Regions from separate parts of the Homo sapiens genome. Here all the other regions are linked to region 1. A link is a contact called in ENCODE Hi-C or POLR2A ChIA-PET data. All regions are on one chromosome and are shown on one strand. Each heading gives the region's core, a stretch centred on a gene start or an enhancer-like site at or near the end of the contact. The rest is flanking DNA. Distances are from core to core; before and after follow the strand shown. Region 1 overlaps AKAP6 (A-kinase anchoring protein 6). Region 2 overlaps AKAP6 (A-kinase anchoring protein 6). Region 3 overlaps AKAP6 (A-kinase anchoring protein 6).

Region 1 (4,080 bases), core at 642-3,141:
CCCCGAACCTAAAATAAAAGTTGGAAGGAAAAAAAAACAAAAACAAAAAGAAGAGTTCTTATCTTTTAGCAATATGTACTGAAATATTATTTAAACAGAATGTTAGGATGCTTAGGATTTGCTTCAAATTAATTTGAGGTTGGGGGAGTGGGTAGGAACAAACAAGATTGGACAACAGTTAATACCTGTTATTGCTGGGTGTTGGGTACATGGGAGTTCATTATCCTCTTCTTTCTGTTTTTGTATGTTTTAAAATTTCCATAATAAAAAGTTTTAAAAATGGAATGACTACCATTTATATAAAGATTTTCACAAACCTGTAGTGAAGCATTATTACTCTCTTGGACAAGAAACAGAATCTTAGAGAGGTGATGATTTGCCCCAGGACATGGAACTAAATTGTCAGAATCAGGAATCCAGTCTGGATCCTCGGACACTATCTTGTCTCTGCTTGTCTATAAACCATGCTGTCTTAAAAAGCAGGATGGTTCTTTTCTTTGGTTGTTTGGATAACTCTTCCCTGTCCTCTGATCTTCAGTGTGGAAGAGGTCAGAATCCCAAGAAGTTGGTCTGTAATTCCTGCAATATCACACATTTTACTTTTCAATGAGACCCCCAATATTTCCCTCAGCTTCCATTCAGGATGCACCTCTCTGTTTCTTTTCTTTTGCCATTACATGTTAAATTTTCTTGGTTTTATTTGCTTTTAGTTTCTATTTTCTTCTTTTTTCACCTTTCATCCCCTTCTTCTATATTCCCTTTTCTCCCTAGTCTTTGTCATCAAGGGACTTTTCAATTGCTGGTTACAGCCCTTCTGTTCTTGTATGTGTTATAGATATTGTTGCTTCTCTCTCATTTTCACCCTAATTGTCATCTCCCTTTCAAAGAGTCTGATAAACTAAACCAGCAAAGGGAGCTGTCACAAGGCAGCCCTAGGATAGGAGCCCAGACAGCAGCATTCAGAATCTAGAAAAACTTGTGATTTTTCTACTGAAAATGATTAAGAGAAACACTGGCACCTTGAACACAGTAGGTACTCTGTTAATATTTACTGATGACATTAATGAAGAGAAAATTAAATGACATATTCAGAAGAGCTAGTTCTTGCCAAAAATATTTCCTACTCTGTGCCTTTTGAGTTGTGGGACTTAGTTTTCATCCCTGGATGACTTGCTTTCTATATCTGTGAAGTGAATAGACCAAAGTCCTGTGAGACAATGCCTTGCTCTTTCATGTAGTAAAGGTTAGCCCACCTCTGTAAGTATAGCAGAGAAACACTAGATTGGGAGCTTCTTGAGGGCAGGGACTTTGTTGATTCAAGTTTAGATCTCTGTCTTTAGACATCCTGTAATCACAGGATGTTGCAGGATGTTACCTTTCTTGCATAGATCAAGTGTTACAAAGAGCCTGGCAATTTACACATCTGTGCTACCATGACTTAAGACAAAAGCGCAAATCAGGATTTTTGTTTTTGTTATGTTTTATTGTCCTCCCTCCTCCCATCTTTGTCCCTCCATTCTTTCTCCCAGGTACTCCATATCCTTATGTTGTTTTCGTCTCATCAAAGCCCTGACAGAAACACAACCACTTCCAAAGACTTGCCATTCCTCAAATGTCCTGCGTTCTAATTGGACTTGCCCCCCTTTGCTCTAACAATCTTATTCCACCTTCATCAAAATTATTATTTCTAGGATACTGATTTTAGAGCATCTGTTTTAAGTGATTATTAATAATATATGAATAATAGGTAGGTTTAGTCCAAATTAATCTCTGCCTAGTGGAATGTGTGAAAAACTGTCCTAAACTCTACAGTAATGAATGCTATTGGAAGAGGTATTAACTAGGCATTCCACTAGAAAATTTGCTGATCCCTCGTCTGTTTTGTCATACCTCCCTGACTCATGGGGTGTACTGTGAGAACTGTTGCAACTCTGGGGAAGTGTTTTCCTGTCCTGCCACTAGACTTTGTGCCAGGAAATAATTTCTAGGCATTGCCTGGTAAAGTTCATCAACTTGCTTTGAAGAAGTCCTGTGAAAGCAATAGAGGGTTTTGTGTTGCTTTTCAACAGTCTCCAACGGAGGAGATTTTCACAACCTCCTTGGTATGCCAGTGTATAACAAACTATGATCACTAGCATTCCCCCAAGTAATTTAAGAAGAATTAAAAACAAGATAGGCACACAAAAGTTTATACATTTAAAAAAAGTTAGATTATTTGACATATTAAACTACCAGTAGATTCCTAGCGTTTCTTGGTAGTAGAAAACTTTTGAAAACATGTCCAATAATCTGTATAATAAAGTCAAGACAGTTTTGATCTTGATCTGTAAGAAAGTGTAATAATAACTAAATCATTATTTGAATGCTGACAAGAAAAGTACTTGCTGTACATTTACTGTTTACTTGTATTGTAGCACCACCTACTGTTGATAAAGAAACAAGCTTTTATAGCTTTCCCATTTTTCTTTGCCTCGCTAGTTAAAAGAATGTCTTTTTTTTTTTGAGATCTGATATTTTTAATGTCACAAATTTTTTTTTTTTATTATTATACTTGTCTTGGCTCGTCAGCCAGACATGCTGCTCGGAGATGTTTCTAAAGTTATGATACAGAGATTGCATTATGTCTGTTTCCAAAATGAAAGATTATGCCTTCAGTTACCTAAAGATCAGAACTGATGCTTGACATGCATATATGACATATTTTATCGCTTTTCAAATCAGATGTTTATCTTTTTATTTTCTAATAAAATAGGCTGTAGATGTTGGGAAATTACTGATTTGCTTTAAGTTCAGTTGCTCTTCCAATGAACAAATATTAAGTGGTAAAACATCAAGTCTTCTGAATATAATTACTAATATAAAATGATGTCATATTAGATCCAGGGTTAGCACTTACATACCATCACTCCCTTTCCTCCACCCTCAACAGAATCTTCATCACTAAAAAACCCACAAAACATCAACTAGGCTATTTGATATTTAGAGCTTTACTACTCAAAGTGTGGTCTGTGGACTGGACGCTTGGGCCACACCTGGGAACTGTTAGAAATGCAGGATTCTTGTCTCCCTGCATTTTAACAAGATCCCCAGGTGATTCAGATGCACATTAAGATTTGAGAAGCAATGTTTCAGGCATTTCTTGTATCCCACCCTACCCATCCCTGCCAGAAGACTGAACAGCAGTCAAACCAAGAGTAAGGTCTTTCATTACAAGTTTGAATTTACAGTATCTTATTCTCATAAAAAGTTAGATGATATTCTCTGACTCATGGCTTATTGAATGTAAATTGTATCACTGCTGTCGTTAGGGCTCACATCAGCAACTGAACAAAGAAGGCACAGTCCTTTCCCACTGGATCTGTCAGCTTCATCTCTGGGGAAAGTAATCAGGGAGCCATTTAAAGCAGCTGAGAGGAAAACTGCCAGCTCTGAAATTTTAGGGCATGCAAATGCCAACAAAATATTTAAGTTCGGTATGATAGAATCGTAGTTTGAACAGACAATAGAGGTAGGCTTAAATAATTCCTGACAATTGAAGTAGAAAGCAATACTTAGAGCTAGAATTATGAATAAATTGGAAAATTTAAAGCTTGATTTTTCTTAAGTCTAAATTTTCTTTTACCCATCTCTTTCTTCTATTTAAAAATCTAGTTAGTTTACTACAAGAGCAGTAACAGCCATTTGATTTTTGGTTAATGTTGAATTAGTTCATAAGTTTAACAAATGAATGTCATTCACAAATTTAGTTAATTTTCCTAAGACCTTTAATCCATCTAATAATCTCAAATACTTTAGATACATGAGGATAGACTTAGAAACCTAACTAGGCCAAATCTTTCAGTGAACTTAGGCCAGTTTTGAAAATGTAATAAACCAAATTTATAACTATGATAAACTAGGTTCTTTCATATTACAAAATTAATCAAATTCTTACCTTTATTAAAATCATGGCCGATATCCATTCAACATTTCAAATTAAAACTTCAAGGCAGTTTTGTATTTTGGATTCTTTAAAAACGTTTCAATAATTTTAAATAATAAACACCAAGATTGTCTCCATAATCATAAAATGTACTGCCA
Region 2 (3,884 bases), core at 794-3,293, 71 kb before region 1:
ATCAAAAGACTGCTACTATTTAATTTAAAATTAAATTGTTTCAGGGTGGGAGAAGAGGGAGAATGATGGGAGGAGAAAGAAAAAGGAAATAGTTTTTCCTTTTCACTTACTTGAGTTTGCTTGTGAAATATGATAAATTTCACTCCAGACTGATTGCAATTCAATGCTGAGGGGTTTGTGGTCATGGCTTGCCAGCCTCATGGTGTTTAGCTTTCACTGCCATGTCAAGAGCAGATGACTTCCTTTCCTAAAAGCATGTCCTTGGAAACTCATTAAGAAACTCATTAACTTTGGGGTTGTCTACCTATCAGTCATTCCTCCTTTCTCCTTCCTAACTGAACCCTGACTTTCTTTTGCCATCTACCCCATTTCTACATGGAGCAGGTGCCTCTGCAGGTGGACTCCACCCCTAGATGCAGGTATGGACCTGATTGATCAATCCCATCCTTCCTGCCAGTGATCAGTTCAGGAATGTGTATGTGCTGCTGTTTGGGCTAGTGATAAAACAGGAAAGGAAAGGTGTGTTGGGGAGTTCTGGGAAAGTTTTCCCTTACTCTTTTGTGAGAGTTTCCAGAAGTAAGCTCTCTCTCTCTCTTTCTCTGGAGGCTTTTGTATGCAGATGTGAGACTGAGCTGCCCTTGCCATCTCACTGGGAGCCTGAGGGTGAAGTTAACCCTCAGAAGAGGGCAGAATTAATGGAATTTGGGGGAAATCAAGCCAGGGCTGGTAGATTAGGTCAACCATAGAACTCACCCTTATGCTGGTTTTCCAGTTACATGAGTCAATAAATGTTCTCACTTTTTAAGCTAGTTTGATAAGTGTCTGCTGTGACTTGCAGCCTAAAGTGTTCTAACTTATTAACAAACAAACAGACAAACAAAAACACTTCTCTAATGTTGAATAGGTGGAAAGTGGAAACTAGGGCCAGTGAAAGACAATTTGGCAGGTAGGAGAACAAAAAAGTAGTTTCCTTAGACCAGTGCTTATTGAAACACAAATTTCTGGGACTCAGTCCCAGAGCTTCCAATTCAGTAGCTCTGGAGAAGGCCTGAGAATTTGCATGTTTAAAAAGTTCCACAATGGTGCTGTTGCTACTGGTCCAAGGACCACACTTTGAGAACCACTACCTTAGACTTCCAAGCATGCTGCCTTTTATGCCAGGATAGCCAAGGGTGGTGGGCAAGGCCATGGTGCCAAGAAGTGAGCTCTAGCTATTCATTGGAACAGCCATTGGGCCCCTCAAAGCAGGTTGAGTAGGTAAACCCACATAATGGTACAGAAGTTATCAAAACACTTTTTATTGTCTTTTTTTTTTTTTTTTTTGAGATGGGGTCTTACTTTGTCACCCAGGCTGGAGTGCAGTAGCGTGATCTCAGCTCACTGCAGTCTCTGCCTCCCAGGTTCAAGTGATTTTCCCACCTCAGCCTCCTGAGTAGCTGGGACTACAGGTGCTTGCCACTGTTCCTGGCTAAACTTTTTATTGTCTTCTTAAACCGTAAATTCCATGAGGAGCGAGCATATGACTTGAATATCTTTATTCCCCAATTGGATTTAACACACACTTCTAAGCACACTATAGGCACTCAGTAATGCAGAATTAACTCACTGGAAATAATTCTTGGTTAACTCACTGGAAAGAAAGCACTATTTGCCACATTCTGTGGCTGGATATTTTAAGGCAAGGGTAGGTACAATATAAGGAAGGCCAAAACTAGCCCAGGATGATGAGTATGTAAATAAGAGCTCACCTCCTTGCTAAGAAGCTCCAGCAACTTTTCCTTTGGGGAAAATGCAACACTGAGGTCTCCTCTTTGAAGGCTTTGGCTTTTGCTCTGAAAACCTGTCATCACCTGTCTCTTTTTACTTTTCATACTATCCACAAAATAAATCTCTGATAGTGCTGTACTAGTCTGGCAATGTTGCTTTTTCCTTCAAATATTTACTCCCTCTGTGGACACATCAACTCAAAGATTACAATCAGGGGAACCTCCTGTGTTTCAGATAAATAAACTATCACTCTGTAAGAGAAGAGAACTCCCTCTGCCCTTTATGTAGTTTGCATTCAGACAAATAACTGTTTCTTAAATGAGAAACATAATTGGTATTGTGCAAGGGCTGGGAGTGCTCCCATGCTTTCTTCCAAGCAGCAAATAGTGGCCCCAAATGCAGTGAGGCTCTGCCTCTGATTTGTGATGGAAGGAAATTGTGTGTGTGGGGCCTTCTCCTTGGCTGGAAGGATCTGCTTCCTCTAAGCCTCTGTTTAAACCAGGTGTTTATTTACCTTGAGGCAGGGTCAGACAAGGGCTTCTTGGCTTTACCACTCTTTGCATTTCTTTTAACATCAGGTTTTGCCAAGTGATTCATACATGCTGGAAATGCAGAGAGGAATCTACAGGAGTGGCATTTCCCTTAGCCAGGAATGGATTAAGACAGAAACATTAAATGTGATGGATGTGGTTTGATACATTCCTGTCCTTTCCAGCCATCCACACCATGTACTGAGGCCTCTCCCATGGTTCCAGGCTTCTCCTGGGTCTAGCCAGCAGAAGGAGAGGGGACAGTCTCTGTGAATATGTAAACACATGATAATTGTCAAACTGTAGGCCTTTATAGTGGCATTTCTCCAATAATATAATTGAATTTTGATTTGGAGCAAATTGATGGTACTCTTTACACACTATATGTTTGCCCTTTTCTTTCTTTTCTTTTCTCTCTCTCTCTCTCTCTCTCTCCCCCTCCCCCTCTCTCCCTCTCTCTCTCTCTTTCTTCCTGTTTTTTTTTTTTTTTTTTTTTTTTTTTGATGGAGTCTTTCTCTGTCGCCCAGGCTGGAGTGCAGTGATGTGATCTCGGCTCCCTGCAACCTCCGCCTCCTGGGTTCAAGCAATGCTCCTGCCTGCCTCAGCCTCCCAAGTAGCTGGGACCAGGCATGCCACCATACCTGGCTAATTTCTTTTGTATTTTAGTAGAGACAGGGTTTCACTGTGTTGCCCAGGCTGATCTTGAACTCCTGAGCTTAGGCAATTCACCCGCCTTGGCCTCCCAAAGTGCTAGGATTACAGGCGTGAGCCACTGTGCCTGGCCTGCCCTTATATTTCTACAAGTTACTAGAAATAAATTTTAAATGAAACACTTCTTATTTAGGGAGTCAGAGCAAAAACTACAATAAGTTTGATTAAGAAGACTCATTCAAATATACAGAGGTATGAGTTTAATATGGTAATTCTGAAAGATTGGACTTTGTTGTGAAGTATCATAAAATATAACTATTAAGCTGAGAGGTTAAAACATGATAAAGAGGTTCTGCAGATCAAGAGGTTTCACAAAGCTTTTTCTCAAATGCTCTCCCCATACTCTCAAAAATATGATCAGCAGTAATTTAGCTGTCATCCAGTGTCTTGTCACATTACAGGAAAGAATGGGGATAAATCTTTTCATGTCTTTGTAGGAGTACACATTGGATACCACCTCAAGCAGGGCCTTCTGGGGACTCCCCACCTAGATACCCAAATTATAGAACACTTTACAAAGTGTTGAGAATAACCTCAAGCTTCCTCAGGTTCTCTGACAACTTCTCTTCCAGCCCAGGCTGATTTCTTGTTGAGGTCATACATTTCTTGTTGAGGATGATAGAAGCTGGATATTTCCCTTTTGCATCTCTTTTAAATCTGCTTGGTTCTTTTTTAAAAATAGTATCTATTCCTTTCTCTCGTTTTTAATTCCCTTTTAGACTTATAATAATAGTTTAAAACCAGCTTGTTTTATAGCTCTTCCTGATAATTCTATTATGTGAAGTTCATATTTTGCTGTTTTCTGCTGAGCCTTGGTTATGGTGCTGTGTTTCCCCAGGTGTTTTGTGAGTTAAGGTTGCAAGCTTTCGTTATCTG
Region 3 (4,095 bases), core at 1,524-4,023, 98 kb before region 1:
TCTCAATTTCTGGTTAGCACTCTATTAATCCTCCTGATTGCTTTTCTCTGAGGAGGCAGGAGCTTAACACATGGTACCTAGAACTGAACATAATCCATTGCAGATAAGGGAGGAATATCATCCCATTTCATCTTTATATGGCACCTTTAAGATCGTATCAGCCTATTTCGTTAATTCAGCAGTTATTTATTAATTGCATCTCAGGTGGTAGACATTGTACTGGGTGCTGGAAGTATGTATAAGTGTGATCACAGAACAAACAGACTACCAGAGTGAGAGACCAATAATTGTTAGCTGTAAAGTATGATGAGTATTAGTCTAGGAGAAGTGCAGAGTGATGTGGGCATACACAGTGCGAGGACATTTCCTAACTAGAGGGTTGGGGAAGGCCTCCAAAAGGAAGTGACTTTAAAGGAATTAGGCAGGAGATTAGGGGGATACTAGAGGTAGAGGTGGGGGAAGGAGGAACAGGTACCAACATACGCAAAGGTCTAGAGGTGAGAAAGGAACTGAATACAGTACAATCTGACTGAAGATTAGACTGTGAATAGAGGGCAGAGATGAAGTTGGATAGGTAGGCAGTGCCCAAACCGTGGACCCCTTACAAGCTAATAATTAAACATGTGTTTGAGCACCTACTATGTACTAGGTGCTGTTATGGGCCCTGGGGTTTTGCTAGTTATCAAATAAGACCAAAATAAGACTAAATAATCCCTGCCCTCTTGAAACTTATAGTTTAGTGGATATTAAGAAGAAGAAAAAAAAAACAAAAACATGCTGAATAAATGTGGACTTTAAGGACAGGGATAAGCCACTGAAAGTGTTAAGTGGGGGAGTGATGTGGTTAGAATCATACTCTTTAAAGTTAGGCATATAATTTCACCCAATGGAGGCACTTTTGAGAATGAACGGGCTTTATTAATAATTATTCTGGGACAACAGGCATAAACTGGGCAAATCAGGAAAGATGGGCACTCTTCAAATGTGGTTAAAAACCAGAGGGAAGCAAGACTGGAGGCAGAGATTGGTCATTGCAGGGACCCAGATGAAAGATAGCCAGGACTGCTACCAAGATATGCAGTGAGGTGGAAGGAAGTGAATGGATCTGAGAAGCTCTTAAAGGAAAGATCTGTTCACAATAGGCAAGGGACAATTAATACAGTGTGGCACCAAAAAAACCTCCTTCCAGACTGATAAAGACCCAGAAACCGGTAACTGTTAGACAAAGTCATTAGATGTGTTACAGATTTCCTGTTGTCCATTATCTTGTCCACATCTCAATCAACATAGTTAAAATATTTGATGAAATTTAGATAGGTATACATATGGATTACATTTTCTAAACCGTTAATTTGGCAAACTTGTTAAAAACAAAGAAGTAGGAGGAAGTTAGCCTGACACAACTTATTCACAGTGATCATCCTTTTGATCCTGGGTCACTGTTTTCTTCCAAGTGCTGGCTTGTGGTTAGTGCACAGTACATTTATTAAATTCATTTAAAGAATCTTTTCCTCAACAGGTGAGGGAGAAAACAATCCATTTTAAGCACTGAGTTTATTCCTTTAGTGGTTGGCTTGCTCCAAATATAAATAATAGTTCTTTTCATTGTTCTCCATGATTTAAACAAAACAAAATGTGTAAGTTCCCTTTAAATCATAACCTCCTTGGGAGGCCGAGGTGGGTGGATCACCTGAGGTCAGGAGTTTGAGACCAGCCTGGCCAGCATGGTGAAACCACATCTCTACTAAAAATACAAAAATTAGCCGGGCATGTTGGTGGAAGCCTGTAATCCCAGCTACTCAGGAGGTTGAGGCAGGAAAATTGCTTGACCCCAGGAGGTGGAGGTTGCAGTGAGCTGAGACCGCGCCATTGCACTCCAGCCTGGGCGAAAAGAGCGAAACTCCATCTCAAAAACAAACAAACAAAAAATTATAACCTCCTAGAGCAGCTTAACATGGGGTCATTACATGACCATTATTTCTAAGTCAGTATGTTGTGTTCCACTTTGGCCATATGATGCTTGGCATTTTCAGGACAGGGTCAAAGTTCTGAAACACCTGCCATCTGTCAAGAGGAGACCAGAAAGACTGTCCACAAATTAGCACAAACCAGAAACTGCTGTTGGAAAAGAAGCTTAGTGGTTTCCCTAAGGGGAGTAGCATCACCTTCACACAGAAGGGAGAAGCTTTCTTGGTCCTTAGCCACCATCAGTTTGTGCCTTACAAAGACAGTGCTATCGAATTGATGGTGTTCTAGGTTCTTAAGAGGAATGCTTATAAAAATGGTTGCTGAATGTCAAGTGCTGTTTAAATGCTTAATTACCAGAAGTGAACACAAATAATGAGGGAGTTTGATTCCCTACAAACCAGAACTGTTGTTCCTGATATGTGACCATTAGCAGAGCTCTGCAGTGTCTTTTATTGCACGGTTCTGAGGCTTTGCCGTTAACAACTTATTAATTGATCAGGGAAGAAACCAGTGGCTGTATTAGTGCTGGTGAAATGGAAGAAAGACTGAGCAACTTGCATAAGATAAATCTTTTACTACACTGTAAACAATGGAGTGGTGGTAAGTTCTCTTAAAGCTGAAAACATTACTGTTATGAAGGCTCTGAAAATGGAAAAAAATGAGAAAATGATTAAAGATCTTTTTGGGGTTAGAATTTTTTAGTTTTGCTGGCATGAAAAGACTTGGGCAGATTTTAGTACTGGAGGGACCTGCCTTATTCGTTGTGTATTCCATTCATGATTGCTCTTTCCTTGTGTAAGAGGAAGAGGAGTGACTCATTATGACTCTTGGTTTTAATTTCAGTAGATTCCTGAAGGTGCAGAACTGAGTGAACAGATCATCCTTTTTAAACTCACTCAGGCTGATTTCTTTTGAGGGATGTTATTTGTTAGTTTAAATAGTAGTACTGAGAAGTAGAGGAGTGTATATTAAACTGTGGCAAGAGAACTTCAGAAACAGGAAAAGTAACTAAGTCCTAAAAATAAATTCTTGTCTTGTTTTCTGTGACTGATAAAACATCATAAGTAAGACATATGCACCATAACCCCAACCCCTAGTGAATATACATGCATTTTATAGAGCTAGAACACACATATGTCAAAAGTCACCTTAAAATCTTTCTGAGAAAAGGATAGGTAAATACATAAAATGTACACATGAAGACTACTATTTGTTTTTATTTAAGTGTTAACATGTTTGTATGTTTGGGAGGCCAAGGTAGGAGGATCACTTGAGGCCAAGAGTTCAAGACTAGCCTGGGCAACATAGTGAGACCTCCATCTCTACAAAACAAAAACAAAACAAAACAAAACCAAAAACCAAAAGAATTAGCTGGGCGTGGGGGTGCTCATCCGTAGTCCTAGCTACTCAGCAGGCTGAAGCTGGGGGATTGCTTGAGCCCAGAAGTTTGAGGCTGCAGAGTTACGATCATTGCACTCCAGCCTGGGTGACAGAGCAAGACCCTGTTTCTAAATAAAATAAAATGATTCTATAAAAATTGGTGACATTGGTCTGCAGTAGAGGGAAAAATCATGGGGAGTTGAAATAGGTGAGAAAAGCTTCATGAAAAGGTGGGATTAACTGTTGTTTTTTGAAGAATGATCTCATAAGAGGAAGTTAGAAAGAGGCAGGGTACCTCAAATGTGGAGACTAGAAGGAACTAAGGTGTAGCTTGGAGTCAAAGATTCCAGGTGTAGTGGGGTGGAGTGGAAGCTCCTTAGGGAAGCCACTTACCTGATTTGAAGGGTGGTTTCCTCATCTGCAAGATATGCAGATTAGTACTCTTTCACTCCTATTTCTCTTTCTCTCTCTACTTCTCTTTTCTTTCTTCTCTCCTTCTCCCTCTTCCTCCCTTCTCTCCTTCCTTCTCTTTTTTTTTCCCTACACATATTTATAAGTACCTACTTTATTCCTTAATTGTACTGTGCCCTGGGGATATAGAATGCTCCTACAAGGGTCAGGGCCTCACAGAGGAGATGAACAAATAAACTGCTGTACAGAAGGATGCACATGGTCCTGAGGAGGCTAGCTTGAGGAAGGAGTGGCTAACAGGTTGGGAACTGGGGAAGACTTGTTATGCAAATCAAA

Evidence for each region. A loop is a pair of places that touch in the nucleus more often than their neighbours do. ChIA-PET counts read pairs that join two places held with the same protein, here RNA polymerase II (POLR2A). Pooled maps may share reads with other maps.
Region 2: a map of PC-9 shows a loop between it and region 1 (3-fold over the local background). The contact joins two enhancer-like sites. A Hi-C loop is called at or near these places in 7 of 168 maps with a recorded cell type or tissue (Caco-2, Calu3, MCF 10A and 4 more) and 8 of 50 pooled maps. POLR2A ChIA-PET finds 5 or more read pairs at or near these places in 2 of 52 experiments (BJ and H1).
Region 3: a loop to region 1 is called in a pooled map, with 4 times the contacts of the local background. The contact joins two enhancer-like sites. A Hi-C loop is called at or near these places in 8 of 168 maps with a recorded cell type or tissue (Caco-2, Calu3, IMR-90 and 5 more) and 9 of 50 pooled maps. POLR2A ChIA-PET finds 5 or more read pairs at or near these places in 1 of 52 experiments (H1).

The regions. Positions count from the first base shown.
Region 1 is chr14:32,467,185-32,471,264 of GRCh38, forward strand. The region is part of intron 2 of AKAP6 (A-kinase anchoring protein 6); the gene reads left to right. Among named protein-coding and RNA genes, the nearest start is that of AKAP6, 140 kb to the left of the region's middle. Within about 2 kb of position 1,892, at least 5 of the 41 ENCODE cell types and tissues checked have a DNase peak (open chromatin) inside an H3K27ac peak, as active enhancers do; they include PC-9 and mammary epithelial cell, where a contact is called at or near this core.
Region 2 is chr14:32,396,073-32,399,956 of GRCh38, forward strand. All of the region lies in intron 1 of AKAP6 (A-kinase anchoring protein 6), which reads left to right. Among named protein-coding and RNA genes, the nearest start is that of AKAP6, 69 kb to the left of the region's middle. RefSeq lists a silencer at 2,191-2,485. Within about 2 kb of position 2,044, at least 2 of the 41 ENCODE cell types and tissues checked have a DNase peak (open chromatin) inside an H3K27ac peak, as active enhancers do; they include PC-9, where a contact is called at or near this core.
Region 3 is chr14:32,368,123-32,372,217 of GRCh38, forward strand. The region is part of intron 1 of AKAP6 (A-kinase anchoring protein 6); the gene reads left to right. Among named protein-coding and RNA genes, the nearest start is that of AKAP6, 41 kb to the left of the region's middle. Within about 2 kb of position 2,774, at least 2 of the 41 ENCODE cell types and tissues checked have a DNase peak (open chromatin) inside an H3K27ac peak, as active enhancers do; they include mammary epithelial cell, where a contact is called at or near this core.